Regions from separate parts of the Homo sapiens genome. Here region 1 is linked to region 2. A link is a loop called in an ENCODE intact Hi-C map of the cell type or tissue named here. Cell type or tissue: endothelial cell of umbilical vein. All regions are shown on one strand. Region 1 overlaps AFF3 (ALF transcription elongation factor 3). Region 2 has its middle 37 kb from the start of CHST10.

What was found. Peaks named below come from ENCODE experiments on the same cell type or tissue, not always from the same donor. Only the 100,000 strongest peaks of a DNase experiment are listed, where the experiment ranks them.
Region 1: a loop joins it to region 2, with 4 times the contacts of the local background. A loop is called at or near these places in 4 of 110 quality-filtered maps.

Annotation. Positions count from the first base shown.
Region 1 is chr2:99,814,058-99,822,057 of GRCh38, reverse strand. The region is part of intron 8 of AFF3 (ALF transcription elongation factor 3); the gene reads left to right. Among named protein-coding and RNA genes, the nearest start is that of AFF3, 320 kb to the left of the region's middle. In endothelial cell of umbilical vein, a CTCF peak has its summit at 3,040 (motif pointing left); a DNase peak (open chromatin) is centred at 3,027; H3K27me3 peaks cover 826 bases.
Region 2 is chr2:100,376,657-100,384,656 of GRCh38, reverse strand. No RefSeq gene overlaps it. Among named protein-coding and RNA genes, the nearest start is that of CHST10, 37 kb to the left of the region's middle. In endothelial cell of umbilical vein, a CTCF peak has its summit at 3,291 (motif pointing right); a DNase peak (open chromatin) is centred at 3,296; H3K27me3 peaks cover 626 bases.

The DNA.
Region 1 (8,000 bases), 560 kb after region 2:
ATCACACAGAGTAATTTTTTTAAAATATCAATATTTCCAAAATGTAAGAAGGAATAAATTCTTCTTTTGGGGACACAAGACTTGTGTTTATACCACCTCTTTCTCACAGCCTTGGGGAAATGAAAGGTTGTGCCCTGGCTGCCTTTGTTTCTTCATTGGTGAGAAGCTGCAGATTGCTTGTGAGAAGTTAGACTGAGGCTCTCAAATGCCTGTTGTGTGACACGAGGGGCCCTAGTGAGCTTAGAAATAGTCATGTGCCGCATAACAATGTTTTGGTCATCACGAGGTCATAGCACAAGGCATTACTCACTGCCTGTGGTGATGTTAGTGTCGGCAAACCTACTGTGCTTCCAGTCGGATAAAAGCCCAGCACATACAGGTATGTCCAATACAGAACAGTTGAGAATGACAAGGAGCGATTGTGTCACTGGTTTATGTATTGACTATACCAAGCTGGTCCAATCTGCGGGCTGCATGCAGCCCAGGACGGCTTTGAATGCGGCCCAACAAAAATTCGTAAACTTTTTTAAAACATGAGTTTTATGCACGGACCTTTTTATTTTCTTTTTTTCTTTTTTTCTTTTTTTTAGCTCATCAGCTATTGTTAGTGTTAGTGTATTTTATATGTGACCCAAGACAATTTTGTTCTTCTTCCAGTATACCCAGGGAAGCCAAAACATTGGATACCCCTGGACTATACTATAATTTTTATTGTTATTTTAGAGCATATTCCTTCTGCTTATATATTAAAAAGTTACCTGTAAAACAGCCTCAGGCAGATCCTTCCAGAGGTGTTCCAGAAGATGGCATTGTTGTCCTAGGAGATGACAACTTCATGCATATAATTGCCCTTGAAGACCTTCCAGTGGGAAAAGATGTAGGGGAGGCCAGATGTAGTGGCTCAAGCCTGTGATTGCAGCACTTTGGGAGGCCAAGACGGGCAGATCACTTGACATCAGGAGCTGGAGACCAGCCTGGCCAACATGAGGAAACGCCGTCTGTACTAAAAATACAAAAATCAGACAGGCATGGTGGCGTGCACCTGTAATCCCAGCTACTCAGGAGGCTGAGGCAGGAGAATTGCTTGAACCTGGGAGGCAGAGGTTGCAGTGAGCCAAGATTGCGCCACTGGACTCCAGTCTGGGGGACGGAGTGAGACTCTATCCAAAAAAAAAAAAAAAAAAAAAGATGTGGAGGAGAAGACAGTGATATTGATGATCCTGGCCCTGTGTGGGCCTAGGCTAATATGTATGTTTGTGACTTAATTTTGACAAAAAAGTTTTAAAAGTAAGAAAAAAATTTAAAAACCTTAAAAATAGGAAAAAGGTCACAGAAGAGGATATAGACTTTTTTGTACAATGTGTTGTACAATGTGTTTGTGTTTTAAGTGTTATTACAAAAGAGTCAAAAAGTTAAGAAACTTTAAAAGTTCATAAAGTAAAAATGGTGCAGCAAGCTAAGGTTAACTTATTATTGAAGAAAGAAAAATATTTTTATTAATTTAGTGTAGCTTAAGTGCATAGTGTTTATAAAGTCTACAGTAGTGTACGGTAATGTCCTAGGCCTTCACATTTCACTCAGCACTCACTCACTGACTCACCCAGAGCACCTTCCAGTTTTTCAAACTCCATTCATGGAAAAAGCCCTATACAGATGGACCATTTTCAACCTTTTATGCTGTATTTTTACTGCACCTTTTCTATGTTTCGGTATGTTCAGATACACAACATACTTACCCGTGTGTTGCAGGGGTGTTACAGTTGCCTACAGTATTGAGTACAGTAACATGCTGCACAGTTTTGTAGGCTATGAGCAATAGGCCATACCATATAGGCTAGGTGTGTAGCAGGCTGTGCCACCCAGGTTTGTGTAAGTGCACTCTATGATGCTTGCACAACGACGAATTCACCCAACAACGCATTTCTCAGAATGAATCCCTGTTGTCAAGCGATGCATGACTGTGCCTTTGATAGTTCCTTACAAATTGATCTTGAGTGTGTATTCATGTGTAACCTAGTTACTGAATAATGCATCTCGAAATGTTGGATTCTTTTTGCATCCGCCTGTGCTGTGCTGCCTTCCATGGAGCTCTATGATGACTGGCACCTCCTGGTGGAGGCATCCTTCCCACATTACCCCCAGTAAGAGCAACAACAGGCAAGGCTGTCCTCTTCCCCAGGAGGGGGAAGGTAAAGATGGAGAGTCAGGAGAAACCAAGAGTTTCCCAGTGGCAGAAGCTCCGGCTCCCCTGACCACACAGTGTGGGTTTTCACCAGAGCTTGAGCCTTAGCATCAGCCACTCCTGCGTTCAACAACAGCTTTGGTGCTTAGTGGCTGGGTGATGCTGACCCAATATAGATGTCAGTAGAGTGTACATTTTGCAAGGAAAAAAGCTACTGTTCTCATTTATTATTTCATATGCTTGTTACATCTATTGCTGGATAAATTTGTGAATACGCACATCTTAGTGAATCAACATATCTAATAAAATGTTTTCATTCATCAAATGTGGTTGTGGAGGTAAACCAATTTTGTAAATCTGAGATTGAAGGAAACACTTTATTTTGGGACTAATGACTGTTAGCTGCTATTATTCTTGTTAAAATAACTGAATATTTCCAGATTCATTAGCGACGAGCTTTACTTAAAGGAAATCTCAACCTATAAAATCCATTTGTAGAATATTTGTGAGATTGTATTTAACGCTAAGAAACAATTGCTTTGCTAAAAGATTCTTGGCTATAGGAAAGAATTAATCTAGCATTAATAGCAGACTTCCCTGAAGAATCTAGATATTTGTTTACAGTTTTCTTTACAACTTAGCTTTAATTTGAAAACCAAAAGTGTTGGAAATAACTTTGGATTTAATTGAAAAGCAATAAAATATACAGACAAAGCTTCCTTGGAATAAAAATGAAAGCCAGTGGGACGTCATAAATCATTCTACAAAAATATACTTTTTGTTCAACTGTTTTTAGGTGCATACGCCAGGTAAATTGGCTGCAGACATAATAAATGCATACTACACCCCCTGGTGGAACATTCATTTGATAGGTAGTTGATAGCTTTTTATCTCTTTAAATACAATGTGCTTATTTAAATGTCTTTGCCTTCTTAGTTGATTGTCAGTTTATGTTCATTTATGTCAACTTATACCTGTAAGTTGTGTTTATAAGTATGTATATATGGCTATACTAAGTATGCCCAATGATGAATTAGATTACCCAGGCAAAGTAATTTTTATAATACATGTTCTAGTATACTATATTTCTAAAGATTTATTTTGAGAATTCACAAAGAATTTAAAATCATGTAGATCATGTATACCTGCTAACTTCTAGCAGTATTTTCACATAGAAATAAACTTGGTAGATTGCTTGAACCAGCTATCTCATTTATTGACAAATGACTAAACCCTCCTACTGAAATGTAAGTGCTTTCTATATAAAGATTTATCCAACTAGGAGAGCAATGTGAAACTCAGAAATTTGCTTGGACTTGAAAGGACTGTGAATTAAAATAGTGGGAGTTGCCAAAGAGATAGGCTCAGAAAATCTCCAGACTTTACATAGACGTTTAAACAAAGACACAGGAGGGGAAATTGATTGACATTCATTTACCATGGATGAAGGATTGTCGGTTTCAACGTTGTATTTTTCATTGATGTACAGTTTTAATTTGATTAGAATGAGATTCCCTACATTTCTGTCGGGAAATGATTTTGTAGCACCCACCTAATAGTCTCAATAAGTACTTTAATGATTTGAGTATCTCTTATCTGAAATGCTTGGGAGTGTAAGTGTTTTAGATTTTGGATTTTGGAATATTTGCATTATACCAGTTGAACATCCCAAATCTAAAATCCTAAATGCTACAATAAACATTTCCTTTGAGCATCATGTTGGTGCTCAAAAACTTTCAGATTTTGGAGTATTTCAGATTTTGGATTTTGAAATTTGGAATTTGGTATGCTCAACCTGTATTGGGTATATTACTTTTAAATTATATTCAGTCCCTTGAGTTATTGCTATAAAAAGCCAGTTATTTCCAGGGTCCAGAAACGAGTCAGAGATGGAATTCTGCATATGTCTTCATAAGAAGGCAAAGGCATCTAAAATTATAAACTTTGTTTTTTTACTTCTGATAAGAAGTCACTTCTGAGTGAATTTAGAGTTTATAATGACACTGTGATTACTTGAAAATGAAGGATTGGTCATGCATATTCAATGTAGTAAATACAGTAATAAGTTTTCTAACTCATTTTCTTCTCCGACAATGGAAGCTGCAACATGTGCTTGACCCAGGCTAGTTGTTTAGCTCAGAGATTAAAGATTGCACACAACTTGGTAAAGTGCTGATAAAACAGCAACAGGCTGGGCACCGTGGCATGCACCTGTAGTCCCAGCTACTCGGGAGGCTTAGGTGGAAAGATTGCTTGAACCTAGGAGTTCAAAGCCAGCCTGAGCAACATAGTAAGACTCCATCTCTAAAAACAAAACAAAATAAAAACTCAGCAATATTTCAACTCAGAGCTAAAGGCAGTAATCTGGAAGGAGCAGTAATCCCCCTCTTAGAACAGGAAAAAAAGCCAAAGAAACAGAAAACTCCTTTGGGAGATCTGAAATAGCATGGAAAACAACAGTCTGAAATATGAAGAGAGATAGACGTGTCAGGAAGAAGCAGGACTTGGACATTTGCTTACATGGGGAACACCACACAAGACCGTATGAGCCAGTAAGAAGATCTGGCTAGAAACTTTAAACAAATTGCTAAAGGCTGAACATGGGCTCGCAGGAGAGGGTGGCAGACCCGGGGAGGTTTGTACTTTGTTGTAGGCGTCTCCTCTGCCAGGTGCCCCAAGGGAAGACCTGGGAGAATCTCGAGAAGCCTTTCCTGTGGTCTTGACCGAGGAAGTTGAACAGCAGCCACTGCAGAACCTCTAGCTGAACCCATGTCCTTCATCTCTCCTACTGACTAGAACATTAATCTTCAGGAAGGATACAGAACTGCAGCCTGAGGGCACTGGTGGATCCCTCTAGAGAAGGGGAAGAAGAATGGCAACCACTAGCAATATTCAACTCAGAATCATATTCCCTGTCATTCCTAAGAAACAAATGCCCTAATCTACAGGAGGAAGGGCAACCAAAATGTATCCTGAGGTTCCTGGTGGAAACTCACTGTACCCAGAGGAGGAGAAAAGAAGAACACAAAAAACTCTACCCATGGGGAAGGGGCAGGAATGTGTGCTACCTAACATTACGGTATATCTGGAGAAAGCTCAGGAACACTTGTGAAGGACACACCACCAAGACTCTTGTTCAGAGTGCCTACCTGAGGCTGAGGCTTAATCGGAACATCAGATACCATCTTCTCTCCTCCACTCTCCAACCACCACACTAACAAGCTTTGAGAAGAATAACAGTGGAATACAACTTGGAGAACCATGCAAAGGGAGACCCAAAGCCAAGGAGGGACACTCATAGCCAAGCAGATAGCAGTCTTCACAAACAACTAGACTCCTGACCACATTAACAGAAACCTCCACACTGAAGAACTAACAGAGGAGGAAGGCATCCTCATCTCCAAGCATGCAATGTGCTTACCTGGAATCCACTGTCCTAGATGACATGTTTGGCTTTCAACAAAAAATTACAAGACTTACAAAACAGCAAGAAATAACAGTCTGAAGGGATAAAGCAGTCATCAGAAGTAGAATTAGATTTGACACAGATGTTAGAACTCTCAGACAAAGAATTTAAATGGCTACAATCAATATGTTAATGGCTCTTATGGAGAAGGTAAACAGCATGCAAGATTATATAGGCCATGTCGCCAAAGAGATGGAAACTACAAGAGAGAGCCAAATAAAAAATTTTTAAAATGGAAAACAGAGATAAAGAATGCATTTAATGAGTTCATCAATAGACTGGACATCATTGAACAATCAGTGAGCATGAAGATAAGTCAACCAAAGTTACCCAAACTGAAATGCAATGAGATTTAAAAAAAAAAAAAAAGAACAGATCATCCAAGACCTATTGGATAATATCAAATGGTAACATTCATGTAACTGGAATCACAGAGGGGAAAATAAAGACAGCAGGGCAGAAGAAATAAGGGCCAAGAATTTTCCAAAATTAGTGACAGACACCAAACCACATACCCCAGAAGCTCAAACTCAAGAGGATACCTTGCAAGGTAAATATCCATGTACACACACACACACAGAGAGAGAGAGAGAGAGAGAAGGAACCAGGATAAGTAGTACAGCGGACTTCTTGTCAGAAACTAACAAGCAAGAAAACAGTGGGGTGACATCTTTAACATGCTGAAAGAGGAAAAAAAAAAAAAACTCTCAACCCAGAATTCTATGCACAGCAAAAATATGCTTCAGACGTTAAGGAGAAATACTTTCTCAAACAAAAACTGAGGGAATTAATTGCTAGTGGACATACTCTACAAGTAATGTTGGAGGCAATTTTTTAGGCAGAAGGAATATGATATAGTCAGAAAGTCAGATCTACACAAAGAAAATAAGAGCATCAGAAATTGAATAAGTAAAAGTAAAACAGCAGCAGCAGCATGGAGTAAGTGCCAAAGGCAGGAGCCGGGACTTGTGCTGAATTCTTCTATTTGCTCATTAAAATGCAATCATTACATATTGTTTAATGAGTATGGAGTTTCAGTTTGGGAAGATGGAGAAGTTCTACAGATGGATGGTGGTGCTGGTCGTACAACAGTGTGAACATACTTAAACTGAACTGTACACCTAGAAATGGTTACAGTGGTAAAATTTTGTTATATTTTGCTATAATAAAAAATGCAACTGATACATCCAAGGAATAAGACTGAACAATTCATGATCATAAAGCAACTCTATTTTTCTTCTCATTGTCTCTCTAGACCTTTTTTGTGGGCTACTTCCTCCCCTGCCCCTGGATGAAATCTCATAGCTTCCATGGTGTTTCTAGACATTGTTATATAATAAAAAAGTTCTCCAGTCACTCTTAGTGACAAAAATGTGTCATTTTAATACAAAAATCAGCCGGGGGGGATGGTACACGCCTGTAATCCCAGCTACTTGGGAGGCTAAGGCATGAGAATCACTTGAACCTGGGAGACAGAGGTTGCAGTGAGCCAAGATCACGCCACTGCACTCCATCCTGGGTGACAGAGTGAGACTCCATCTCAAAAAAAAAAAAAAGTATAATTAAAATGCCAAATCATATGGCATAGTCAAAGCTCTAAACTTCAAGTTTTTCCTTCCTCCACCTTGGGCCTTCTTTGGGCTGTAATCCTGGGAGGGGTGGAGGGACATGGTTGCCCCTTCTCTCTTCCACTGCCTTGTATTTCTCCTTCTTTTATTTTTTAGCTGGGGCCCTGGCTCCTCCAGGAGCCGGAGCTAGTGTGATAAAAGAGTGGTAAGGGGCTGGAACAATCTTACTTGGCTATTCCTGTGAGCTGGCATTGGAGATTGGAGGGTTCTTTTTCTTGTGGGATGTTTTCATGGTTCCAGAAAGATTTTCCCCATGTGAATGTCAAGCTGTAGCTCCCTTGATGAAGGTAGTGCCTCCCTTTCAATCTTCCCCAGGACCTGCCCTTCCTTCCCTATGCGTGCTCCAACTCAGCTTCTGCATGCAGTAGTATATTTTGTCTCTCTGTAGGTGGGAGTGCAGTTCACATCCAGTATACCCTTCTGTGCTATATCTCAGGCCATTCAGTTGCCTTTCCCCTGTGGGCTTTTTCAGGCTTCAGTTAGTTATCCCCAAGCCCCCAGAACAAATATAAAGTCCTTTGAGGGTGGTGGTGGTGGTGGTGGTGGTGGTTTGTGTGATTAGAAGCTCTTTTACTTAGGCTAGAGGTGAGAAAGAAATATCTGTCATCCCCTTACCCACTACAGATAGGGGAGGAAAAATGCCACATACTACAGCAACTTTCCCCCAAGAAAGTTTCTTTCTTGGCCTCTTCAGCTTCAACCCTTGTAGACCCTCAGGTGGGTA
Region 2 (8,000 bases):
CTAAGCCGGAATGGAATGGGCTGAGCATAACCAGAAAGAAGAAAGTATGGCCACCTGTCTCCACACTGGTCCTGGTAATAAAATTTGTCTACATGTAGAGGTTAGAAATGGTGCTTTGTGGCTGGATGAGAATGCGCTTTAATAAGCATTCATTCAAGGACTTCATAGAAAACCCACTGAGAACCCAGGTGCTAAGGAAGGAAAAGAGAATTCCTTTTACCTTCCTCCTAGATCCCTTATGCAAGAAATAGACTTGGAGCATCTGGCTTCCAGGCCCTTTGGTTCTACACTAATACATTTACTCCATTTTGTAAATTCAGAACTAGTACCCATGACCCTACACGAATAAGTGAATGGGCTCTGGGCCTTGCGTTTTTCAGAAAGTGAATTGCCCTCAAACCCTCAGTTTTCACCAAGATGTTGATAAGGAATGACAGGTTAAAGTATTTGCTCAGTACTCAAGTTTGAAAGTAAAAACTAGCGTAGGACAGAATGTACCAAGTTAACCACCAGGGAAGTGGATCCTGTCCTGTTATCCAGGACCAGGTTTTATTAAATGATTCATAGAATCAGATCCATTTATTCCAAGTAGACTGGAAATACTCGTGTCCTGATCCTTTTTGTATGGTTGAAACCACTTCATTAGACATGTTGCAATAGTAAAAAGCCCGATTAGCTTAGTGTTTACTCATTTTATTTCTCAGTTATTTAATATTTTGTTTTCCTTAATATCCATGATGTTTGTCTCTGGTGTTCTGATGTAAAATCATAGTGTGTATTTTTTACACTAATGTTGAAATCTGAAATATATGCACCCATCTTTAATTTTGCGTGATGTGTTTTACGTGCTATTCCTTTCTCAGTGACAGAAATGAACAGACCAGAATTTGTGGGATTTGGGTACAGGATCTCCATAAGCTGAGAATGCCCCTCTTGCTGTTGCTGCCAGACTTTCGGAGGCTCTGTGGCTGAGCCCCAGACTCCTTACTGTTTGGACACTGACGTGGGCTCTGGCCTCTGCATTTTCCAGAACCCCAGAGAGACCTGGAAAGTCATCCTCAGCCTCCATTCCTGGTCACAGATGATAATGTAGAACTGGCCTTAGCTGTCTTTCCTGGGCTCTGGCTTTCTGCCACCTTGGACTTTGCTACTTTCTGTAGGACTTAGTAGCACCTGCCATACTCTGCCACTCCCTCCCCTCTAGGCTGAGCCCTGTCTCACAGACTCTGAACAATACGAGGCTTTTGCTGCCCAAAGTTTGTCATGATTGATTTAAACTAGCATGCCAAAAATAAATTCCTAAAAGTCAGTAAGTCAACTTAATAACTGTGAAGTTCAGTTATCAAAAACTTATATTATTTTTAGGGACAAAATCTTAATAACCTGGAAAGATAGATTTTTTTAAAATTAGTTTTTGTTCTTCAGCTTAACTGACACGTAATTTACAAAACATAAATTTTACCTTTTATAAGTATGCAGTTCTATGTTTTAGTAAATGTACTTTTGCGACTATTACTACAATCTAGTTTTAGAACACATTTGTTACCCAAAAAATCTCCTAAATACCCATTTGAGGTCCAGCTTTAGGCCCAGGCAACCACTCTTCTTCCTCCTGTTTCTGTTTTTGCCTTTATTAGAAATTTCACATAAATGAATTAATATGATGTATAAATTCTTGAGTATGGCTTTTTTCCCTTAGTATAGTCTTTTAGATCCATCCGTATTGCTGCATGTATCAATATTTAGTTCATAGACTGGGCGCGGTGGATCACACCTGTAATCCCAGCACTTTGGGAGGCCAAGGTGGGTGGATCATTGAGGTCAGGAGTTCAAGACCAGCCTGGCCAACATGATGAAACCCCGTCTCTACTAAAAATACAAAAATTAGCCAGGCATGGTGGCAGGCACCTGTAATCCCAGCTACTTGGGAGGCTGAGGCAGGATAATTGTCTGAACCCAGGAGGCAGAGGTTGTGGTAAGCCAACATCACACCACTGCACTTCAGCCTAGGTAACAGAGTGAGATCCTGTCTCAAAAAAAAAAAAAAAAAGAAAAAAAAAAAGAAATTAGTTCATTTTTACTGCTGTGGGAATTCCATTATATGGAGATACCAATTTTATCTATTCACCATTTGATGAACATTTGGGTTGTTTCCCAGGTTTGGCTCTTATGAATAATGCTGCTATGAACACTTGCATACAAGACTTGGTGTAGGTATATGTTTCCACTTCCATGGGATACCTAGGCATGGAATTGCCGGTAATAAATATGTTTTTTTCTAATGAAAAGAAAATCAATGTTATGGCTTTTCCAAAGGGCAAAACTAGGCTGAACTTCCATGTTACAGAGAGAATAAAACTAAAGAATTAGCCATAGGCAAATTGCACTGATAAATTATCTGAAAACTAAAAGGTTAATTATAAAAATAACAGCAACATATTTTCTAGTCTACAGTTGATCCTTAAATATTAGTAATTATGGCCGGGTGTGGTGGTTCACGCCTGTAATCCCAGCACTTTGGGAAGCCGAGGCAGGTGGATAACCTGAGGTCAGGAGTTCGCGACCAGCCTGGCCAACATGGCGAAACCCCATCGCTACTAAAAATAAAATAACATAAAAATTAGCCGGGCATGGTGGCATGTGCCTGTAATCTCAGCTACTTGGGAGGCTGAGGCAGGAGAATCACTTGAACCCAGGAGGCGGAGGTTGCAGTGAGCGGAGATTGCACCACTGCACACCAGCCTGGGCGACAGAACGAGACTCCGTCTCAAAGAAAAAAATATATATGTACATATTAGACAATTATGATCAAAAGCTGTAGACTTCTAGACCAGAGTCTAGAAGGGTGTGGCCATGCTTGCCCTGGGCAGCCCCATGACAGCTGATGTGGAAAGCGGGAAGAGGCTGACAATCCTTCTCCCCAGCATGTCTGCATGAAGCCTTGTGATTCACTTTCACCAAGTACCTGATGTTTCACAATTCCAGCATTCCCGTTAATGTTACCTCCCATTGATCCTAAAAAGAGGCAAATATGAAGATGTATATAATTTTGGATAAATCAAAGGTGGTTCCTGAGGAGGAAAGTGTCCAGAACCTCTGATCTGCATAGTATTTTACACACTTCCAAGCATAAGAAGATGAACAGAATGGCAGAAGTGAGAGTACCCATTTTACAGTGAGGGGCATCAAAGAACAGGAAGTGCAACAAATGAGGGAGGTTCTTGGGCTACCATTCAAAGCTATCCACTTGGAAGTTTCTCTGCCAGTTTCATTTCCCCATGTTCCTCCAGGGGGCGCTGTTTCCTATTCTAGCTCCTGCTAAAGCCAGGTTCCCTTTCTGTAAACTCACTTGGGGAAACTCACCAAGGTACTCTCCGAAGCTACAATCATGACAGTTACAAAACACCGCTGTTCGGAGATTAGGCCTAGGACATACGTGGTCAGATTTTTCTCTGTTGAAGAGCAGGTAGAGAATGGGAAAACAAGTGTACAGAAATCACCAAAAATCTCAGAGCTGCGGGAACAGAAATTTTGTCTGTTTTATTAAATCATAAGTTCAAAAACAATGCAAAGCTTCCCTCCCTAGAAGATAATTCCTAGTAAAAGGCTGCTAAAACCCACAGGGTTTTGTTGGTGGTGGTGGTGGTGGTGTTAGTGATTTGTTTGAAATCTGGAACGCCTTGCTTTGGTCTTTGTATGGTTTCACCATGATTTTACCCATCCTGGAGCCTGCCCCAGCAATACTTGGGACAAGTCACACTAACTATGTATGTCTTCCTCTGAAAGGAATGGTGACCTGTGGTGGGCCCAGAGCAGCCGTTCCAGTTACAAAGGGGTATCTTCACCTGCAGTGAAGAAAGCAACTCTCAGCCACAGGGGTGTTAGCCGACCTTGGCCTGAATAGAGGCTCCTCAGGGCTTTGGAGGGAGTTTTAGAAAAAGAGGCCTCTCAGTGCCTGGCAGAGTTGTGCTCATCAGCTTCAACAAAACCCATCTAACTAAATGCAGGGAGCATTTGTGAGCAATTTTTCTATTCAATGATTGCTCAAAGTTGCAGATTATTCTCCAGATGATGTTCTTGCTTGATAAGAACCCAGCAAACAGTAAAATCAAGATATTCAGAAAAAGCTTTATATGTGTGTGTACGTGTATATACATACCATATAACTCAGGTTGGTTTCAGTAAGCCTACAGCTATAGCTTCCGTTCTTGGCAAAGATATATAAAGTGTATTCTTTGCTTTTATGTAATGCAGCAGGGTTTTTCTTCCTTTAAAAGCCTTCTGCTCCACACATTGACTGCTTTCTTGCTTCCCATGTTATCGTGTACACACTTCACTGACAACCTTCAGCCTGTATCACCTGAGATATGTTTCTCCTGCACAAAGACACAGCATCCTGCTGATTCTGTCTTTGTGGTATTAATGGCAGATGGCTTTAAAAATGCTTGTGGGGGTCAGGTGCAGTGGCTCACACCTGTAATCCCAGCACTTTGGGATGCAGAGGTGGGATGCTGAGGTGGATCACTTGAGGTCAGGAGTTCAAGACCAGCTTGGCCAGCATGGCGAAACCCTGTCTCTACTAAAAATACTAAAAATTAGCTGGACATGGTGGCAGGCACCTGTAATCCCAGCTACTTGGGAGGCTGAGGCAGGAGAATCGCTTGAGCCCAGGAGGCGGAGGTTGCAATGAGCCAAGATCGCACCACTGCACTCCAGCCTGGGTGACAATTACTTGTGGGAATCTGCATGTGAACGTACCTGGCTGGGAACACCCTGGCAGATACAGTCATTTAATGCCAGGAATAAAGGGCAGGAAGGTGTATAGTGAGAGAATCTGAGAAATGGGCACCAGGTGTGGAAAGAGCTGTAATGTGAAGTAGAAATGGGTAGGCTTGCTTTATGTCTTTAATTTCTTTCTTTTTTTTTTCTTTTTTGAGACAGAGTCTCGCTCTGTCTCCCAGGCTGGAGTGCAGTGGCGCAATCCTGCCTCACTGCAACCTCCGCCTCCCGGGTTCAAGCAATTCTCCTGCCTCAGCCTACCTGGTAGCTAGGACTGCAGGCGCACACCACCATGCCCAGCTAATTTTTGTATTTTTAGTAGAGACAGGGTTTCACCATGTTGGACAGGGTGGTCTCCATCTCTTGACCTTGTGATCCACCCACCTCGGCCTCCCAAAGTGTGGGACTACAGACATGAACCACCATGCCCAGCCTATGTCTAATTTCTTTTTAGCCTGCTTCCTGCTTTTTTTTTTTTTTTGCCACATGATTCTGGAGAATGCCAACCGATATCTACGAGATCTGTGAAACTGAGTTATACATATAAGAACTACTTTGTGAAGAAGATTTACCAGGACACATGCAAAGGATTTGGTGCGAGAAATTTCCATTGTAATGCTGTACATGCTCAGGTTCAGGGACTTCTAAGAGGGAAAAAAAGGCCACAGAGCTGTTGTCCAATCAATAGCCTCATTACCACTCAACCAATAACTCCATTAACACTAATGATGGCTTGTTTCCACTCCTGGCAACAAGGTCTGTACTTGTAGAATGACTAATGGCCACTTCATACAGAAATCCACGCCATCTCCTGTTCAATGTGCATCTGTGTCCCAGGCAGGTGGGATGTTGTTCATAGTTTATTTTTATACGCTTTGAATCATGTAAATCTGGGCCTGATGGTGAAAACTTGTCTGCCAAGGGCCAGTATGTAACGACAGTGATCGTGATGTTAATTGTGGTGGCCCGTGTTCATAGCACCATCCCACAGGGACTCCTCATCCATCATTTGGCTTTAATGTTCAGCCAGTCCTGCTCATTTGGGAATCAGCATGTCTTCTTGATGTAATGGTAGGTAAGTTTGATTGTGAAAATGAGGAACGGGCGTGCTCAGTGCTTGCCGAGGGGCTGGCACCGAGTCTACTAGGTAGAACAGGGGTTTCTACACCTAAAACATGTCATTGCGGTTCTTTTGCTGTCTTGGCATATGATTAATTACTTCACCTTTGTGTGTTCCTTAGTACTTTTCAGTAGACACAATAATGCCAGCTACCATCCTGGGATATAATGCTATAAAAACTAACTATAGTTCCTTGAATGTTTGTGTTTAGGAGGTGATACAGGCTAAAAATGTGCTTAAGATCAAGAAGATCTTAGATGCTATAGTAAATAATAAAGTATAGAATTTAATGATGAGAGTAGAATATTTTGGTTTTACACAGCACTTTGAGGTTGATAAATGGACACTACCAGGCTCTCTTTCAGAAGGATACACTGCATAGAGCATCATCCCTGTCATCATCACCATCAAATAACACCCCTTTGTAGGGCTTAATAATATATGATCTGCAAAGAGCTAATAATCTAGTGATAGGAACTCTCTGGCCCTTAAGAATGTACATTCTAAAATCAACTAATCATTTAGTATATCCTCTTGGTAAATGAGAAAAATGTAAATTTAAGCAAACATAATTGTGGAGAAGTTGGACCTCTTGTAGGAAGTCATTTCAGGATGCTCTTCTCATTTAGTTGAGAATCTCGATGTGTTGGGTGAGCAAAGAGCTGATTTCACTGAGGACGCCAAGAGCACTGAATGTGCCACATAAGAGAGGGAGAAACAGAAAGAGGTAGGCTTTAAGGGGGTAAGGTGAAACCAGTTGACAACTGTGCTGCCAGATAAGCAGTAATAATATTACTTTTATTTCTATTGTTTAAGTAACATTGGTATAAGTACCTATTTTACCAATTTAAGAAAGTTAGTTCACTATTTCAGTGTTAGAACAACATGTAGTTTATAACTAAAAGCACCTTGAAATTAGTATAGATATAAAGATTAGATCAAAGGGGCTGGCTGAGCACACCCACCTACCTCTCCTTCCCTTTGCTTTCATTATTTCTTTGCAACTTTCTTCTTGCCCACCTACCCAGGCAACAAGTCCTCCTCCTTCCCCTAAAACACTGGGGACAGGAGACAGCAAACAAGAACAGCAGCTACCAACAAGCGAACAGGGAATCTCAGACCTAATAATGAGTGATGCGCAATCAAGAAACATCAGACACTTGGGGGCAAAGCAGCACAGTGAAGCAGAAAGAACATTCCCTAGCAATAGCAGAAGAATGTCTTTCTGTGAAATTTAGATTTGCAAAATCTGAACACCTTGGAATTGTTGCAGGTGAACATCATGCCGTGGCCAGGGTAGATGGGCCCCGAACAGAAATAACACTTCTCAACAAGCATGTTGAACCCGTATGGGTCCCCACTGACCAAAGGCCAAACTTGAGAGGAAGTGACCGAATACCTTTCTAGTAAAGCAAATTAATAGCAATGCTGTTAGTGCCAGGAAAAGAAAAAGGGTCATCAATTGAAGGCAAATTTTAGGTAATCCCTGCGAAACAGAAAACAGACAGAATATGATTAATGAAGACAATGATAGCCTCAAACCCAGAAAGGGCTGTGGCAGCAAAAGAGTGGCCACTACTCTGGGAATGTTCCAAGTTCGGGGACATTGGACACAGGGAGCAGCAGGGAACCTGGGAAACCTGAAAAGCGATTGGGTCGAGAACGACATTCAGAGTTCCCAGTTAGGTCTGGCCCTTTGCCAAGCTTGTGCCAAGTAGGTAACAGCAGAGGTGTTTGCCCTCAGCTCAAAGTAATGAGTGGATGTGCCCCAGGGCTGGAGATTCCACATAGCTCAAGGGGAACAGGGAGGCTGGGCGCGGTGGCTCACGCCTCTAATCCCAGCACTTTGGGAGGCCAAGGTGGGTGGATCATTTGAGGTCAGGAGCTTGAGACCAGTCTGACCAACATGGTGAAACTCCACCCCTACTAAAAATACAAAAATTAGCTGAATGTGGTGGCACATGCCTGTACTCCCAGCTACTTGCGAGGCTGAGGCAGGAGACTCACTTGAACCCGGGAGGCGGAGGTTGCAGTGAGCCAAGATTGCACCACTGCACTCTAGCCTGGGGAACAGAGCGAGATTCTGTCTCAAAAAAAAAAG